Linked DNA regions of Homo sapiens: region 1 is linked to region 2. The links are chromatin loops, found by intact Hi-C in ENCODE. Cell type or tissue: mammary epithelial cell. All regions are shown on one strand. Region 1 overlaps PTPRG (protein tyrosine phosphatase receptor type G). Region 2 overlaps PTPRG (protein tyrosine phosphatase receptor type G).

Region 1 (2,500 bases), 270 kb before region 2:
ATTCTGGGTTCTTGGCAGTGGTGAGGGGGTCTGTGTGGTCCTCTTGGAATTGATCCTTATATAGTAAATGGGTGGCTCTGAAAATCTGAGGAGGTTTCATGCCCAAAGTCTCCTTATTCTTCTCTGTACCCCCTAAGGATTGCCATATGCTGCTAAAACTTGGCTTTTCAACCAAGAAATAAGTCAACTCTCACATTGCTAGAACGATGCTGTGGGATCCTCATATGAACCTATATATGTGAGATTTTTCTCATAAAGGCAAAATTATTTCATCCAGATCTGTTTTCTTCTTTGATACCTGCAAGTAAATAGATTGGGGGATAAAGCTGCAAATAAGCTGAGAATGTTCCACAGTAAGATTTCTCACAGTCCTGACTAGATAGAAATGAATATTAAAGTAATTCAGCACAGTACTAAAAGCTTGTACCTAATTGCCTTTTCTTTATATTTAGCTTAACTTTAAAGGAAATTTATAACTAAATTGGGCTCAGTGAATTCCCTGGTTGCCTACTTTTATTACCCATTATAACATATTTCTGTTTAATTTACCTCTTCCAGCCGTGATACTTCAGTGAAGATATGAGTATGTATTTGGAAGATGGTGAAGTGAACTTGACTGTTTTGGGAGGCTCAACTCCAGGGCTTCTCAAAAACAACAGCAATGTCAAGGAAACAATTTTAGCCTTGTTCCAGAATATTCACATTTTGGGTTTTCTCTTCTGAATGTAGAAGGAAAAATTCCCCTATTTTTTTCACACTCATGTTCAGCTCTGTCATTTTCATTCTGGGTATACATCCCTTTCCCATTTATTACATCTGTTACTTTTATACTACACAGGAAATACATGTAAAACATCCTACCCACTCTGATAGAAACAAATGTGCATCCCTGTCATTAAAGCTACACCTGTAAGCTTTGCCCCTATCCGGGTCAAAAGGCCCTATCATGTAAGGAATCCCAGCAACTAGCAAGGAAGTGAAGACAGTCTAGGAGGGAAAGACTCCTGGTTTTCTGGAAACCTATGCAGTGGGAGCTTTAATAGTTGCCCTCAATCTCCCTGCCCTCCTTGCTTGCCCCTTTGTTCTGTTTAAGGCTAGCTGCATATTTCTTCTTGTGTTTTCACGGAGTAGTCCACCATCACACCATATGGGCTTTTTCCTGTGGTGATTAATTAGGTTGCATGCTGAGCTCTCTGATTCTTTGGGGACTGTGTTTCCTCATGGTCTTGTCAGAACATGCAGAATAGCTGTGTGATACTTCTCACATTTGCACCCACTGCTAACAAGGTATCTGACAACTCCTCAATATCATGTTGGATGCAAGGCACAGGATGCTGCTGGGCTAGTGCTGTTTAATTTTCAGATCTCTGGTAGCTATGAGTTTGAGGAGGCTCGGGTCACATTTTCTTATTTATGTTTCATCTCTACTTTCATATGATTATAATAGTAATATTTGAAAACTTTTTGCATAAAGGCAGAAGAGGAAAAAACCCATATTTAGTGACTAATTTTTCTACAGTATAATAATGAAAAGAAGTGAGTGCAGAAACATTTCTAACAATTGTTATAATAATGATGGTGATAGAAATAATTGAAGGCTGGGCACAGTGGCTCACACCTGTGATCCCAGTAGTTTGGGAGGCCAAGGTGGGTGGATCCCTTGAGCCCAAGAGTTCAGGACCAGCCTGGCAACATGGCGAAACCTCACCTCTACTAAAAATAAAAAAATTATCCAGGTGTCGTGTCACGTGACTGTCATCTGAGCTACTCAGGAAGCTGAGGTGGGAGGATCAGTTGAGCCCCCAGGAGGTCGAGACTGAAGGGAGTGCCACTGTACTCAGCCTGGGTGACAGAGCCAAGCCCTGTCTAAAAAAGAGAGAGAGAGGGAAGAGAAAGAGGAAGGAGAGGGAGGAAGGAGGAAGGAAGGAAAGAAAAAAGGAAAAAAGTAGCCTGTGTGCTTTCTTTTCTTTATTTTTTGAGACAGGGTCTCACTCTGTTGCCCAGGCTGGAGTGCAGTGGCGCGATCTCGGCTCACTGCAACCTCAGCCTTCTGGGTTCAAGTGATTCTCCTGCCTCAGCCTCTGGGGTAGCTAGGAGTATAGGCGAGCACCACCACACCTGGATAATGTTTGTATTTTTAGGAGAGACAGGGTTTTGCCATGTTGGCCAGGCTGTTCTTGAACTGCTGGCCTCAAGTGATCTACCCACCTCGGCCTCCCAAAGTGCTGGGATTACAGGCGTGAGCCACCGCGTCTGGCCATGAATAGTAGCCTGTGTGCTTTGATGCATCCTGCTAAGACTTTACCCATCCTTACCTTTTAAAATATTGACCCTAACATGCTGAGAATAGGAACTGTTACTTTCTTCATTTTAGAGAAGAGGATTTTGAGGCCCAGGAAATAAAGTAACTGACTGTAAGTCCCTCTTAGGGAGAGTTACATTTTTACAAAACTTTTCATTAAACAATTAAAAAAATTTAGTTTGAGTTAAAACGTTTATA
Region 2 (2,500 bases):
ATCCCAGCTACTGGGGAGCCTGAGGCAGGAGAATGGCTTGAACCCAGGAGGTGGAGGTTGCAGTGAGCCAAGATCACGCCATAGCACTCCAGCCTGGGTGACAGAGCAAGACTCCGTCTCAAAAAAAAAAAAAAAAAAAAGTTAAGCTTAAACCCTTAGGGTGGACTTACTTTAATGAGCAGAAAATGTGTGAGTTGTTCAAGAGTGTTCTTCTAAAGCACTTGCAAAAATAGCTTTGGGTATGCTCATTCATTCATTCATTCTTCTACAAGTATTTATTGTGGTCCAACTGTGTGTTTAGCATTGGGCAATAATAATGGCTAATATTTAACACGTAACATGCTCACTATTTGCAAGACACTAAGCATTTCACCTCATGTAATTCTAAGAGTTAGGTGCTGCAATTATTCTCATTTTGTAAACAAGGAAACAGATGAAGAGTTTAGGTAACTTGCCCAGGACCACTTACATGCCAAGTGGCAAAAGTGGGATTCTGTGGTCTGGTTCTAGGATTCATGGTCTTTATCACTGTGCTATGCATGATTTCTTTCTTTATTGAACTTGTCATCTAGTCAGATCTGACCCGTGCAGTTTTGTTTTCAGGACTCTCAAAGCAAACTTTTCTTTCATGGCAAAAACAAATCTATTCTAGCTCCATCTGCATTACCACAGAATCCAGATTAGTAGATTTCAAAAGAAGGAGGTTTAACCATAGCTACTATACCTCCGCCCTGAATATGTGACTTGCATGTCAACAAGGTCTTCCATATTGACTGACATTTACATGTGATATTTGGTTATCGAGTTTAACTAAGGAATCATCTCGCATGCTTAACTATCTGCTGGCGAAATTTTTGATGCTGTGGAATGTGTCAGCGCCAGTGGAGTATTATAAGTTAATTACTTGTGTGCACAGCAGGCAACACTGATACAGGTGGCCTCTAGCAATGTGGAGATGAGACATTACTTGAGACACCTGAGATGTGGCTGTGAGTGAGTTATCCTGATGAGTGGGGAATGGGGAATGTCAAGAAGGCCAAGTATGGCTCTGTCCTGATGGAATGTTCATTCAGATGGAATGTTGATAGGTTGTGAACCATACCATTGTTTTACAATGGGGTGTGCTGATGTGAGGTTGCCTTCTGGTGGCCCAGGTAGAACTATGTGATAGGGATTCAGGATTTATAATTCCTCTTCAATAACATGCAAAACATGTAAAGATGACTAGGACCCACTGACTTAGTTTTCATTCATTCGTGTTTTTTTTTTCTCACTTTCCTTATTCAAGAATGATTTGCTGGGTGTTTATTATATGCCAGTACTTTTTGCTACACTCTGTGGGAACAATGGGAAGCCAAATAGACAGGTGGCTCTAGAATTTCTATATAAGATTCTGCCACTGCAGAGTGGGTAGAAGCGGATCTAGTTGGATTTGTCTTGAATCAACACTGGCATAGCAAGCACTTTGTTTCTGCTTAGCTTGTACATTTATTAAGGCCACTTTGTTTTTGCTTAGCTTGTATGTTTATTAAGGCCACTTTGGCCGAAGTTTTCTCCTAGCCATTTCTGCCATAAAACTTAAAGTTGGGCTTGTGAGAAGCAGGACTTGTCACAAACAGCATTGGCTTAATTTCTTTCTAGTGGATCAGTGAAACTCAGATTGGTGCTCCCAGAGAAAACCTGGTTTTCTGAAGTGTATGACAAAGTAAACTAATCTGGAATGGTGGGCTCAAGGAAAACTTCTTGAATAAGTGACACTTCTGCTCAAGTTTGAAAATGGAATACAAAGTCTAGGCCTGACCTGGACCATTATGAGATCACACATAGGGCCTATTGCAGTTATCACAGGCCTTATCTTTGTCCGCACATCTGGTTGGGAGATGGGTCTGTCAGTGGGGGCCTCTGATTGTGATTTGATCTCTTGCATTGAACTATAAAGGCTTTTTTAACAAACTAGGCAGAGTCGAATGTTAAAAACCTCCATTAGAAACATTTTATTATTACTCATTTTATCAGCAAGACCTTCAGTTCATCTCACCTTTTTCAACTCCTTAATCTCCATTCTACTTGTCAGAAGTAGTAAGAAATATTAACCCACCATAGGAATGGTCTCACGCCTCATTTCAAATGTTAGTAATGCATCAAAACCCTAAGACTTATATTAACTGCATTTTAGATGTCTAAATTCATTCCCTTACTGGGAAGGAAAGGTATATAGTTAAAAGCAGAAAAGGGCTAATGGCATAATAATTTATAATCATGGTGTTCTGATTAGAAATGAGTGACATTCTTCCAAATTTAGTGCATGTAACTGCCACTGAACACTGATTATAAATTTGGCTAATTTGAACAAAGGCTTTCCTTGTTGGTTAAGACAGCTGTGTCTATCTTTACTATTGTTGCAGTAAAACATTTTAAGTGGAATTTCTGGGTCAAAGTGAATGGATGTTTTTAAAGATGTATATATAAACAAAAGCTTGTGTGTGCGTTTGTGAATATG

The links. Hi-C counts contacts between places; a loop is a spot of excess contacts. Peaks named below come from ENCODE experiments on the same cell type or tissue, not always from the same donor. Only the 100,000 strongest peaks of a DNase experiment are listed, where the experiment ranks them.
Region 1: a loop joins it to region 2, with 2.2 times the contacts of the local background. A loop is called at or near these places in 1 of 110 quality-filtered maps.

What each region holds. Positions count from the first base shown.
Region 1 is chr3:61,700,020-61,702,519 of GRCh38, forward strand. All of the region lies in intron 1 of PTPRG (protein tyrosine phosphatase receptor type G), which reads left to right. Among named protein-coding and RNA genes, the nearest start is that of PTPRG, 140 kb to the left of the region's middle. RefSeq lists enhancers at 1-250, 1,146-2,040. In mammary epithelial cell, no CTCF peak of the experiment used is centred here; a DNase peak (open chromatin) is centred at 1,212; H3K27ac peaks cover 48 bases.
Region 2 is chr3:61,965,368-61,967,867 of GRCh38, forward strand. The region is part of intron 2 of PTPRG (protein tyrosine phosphatase receptor type G); the gene reads left to right. Among named protein-coding and RNA genes, the nearest start is that of PTPRG-AS1, 350 kb to the right of the region's middle. In mammary epithelial cell, no CTCF peak of the experiment used is centred here; a DNase peak (open chromatin) is centred at 1,024.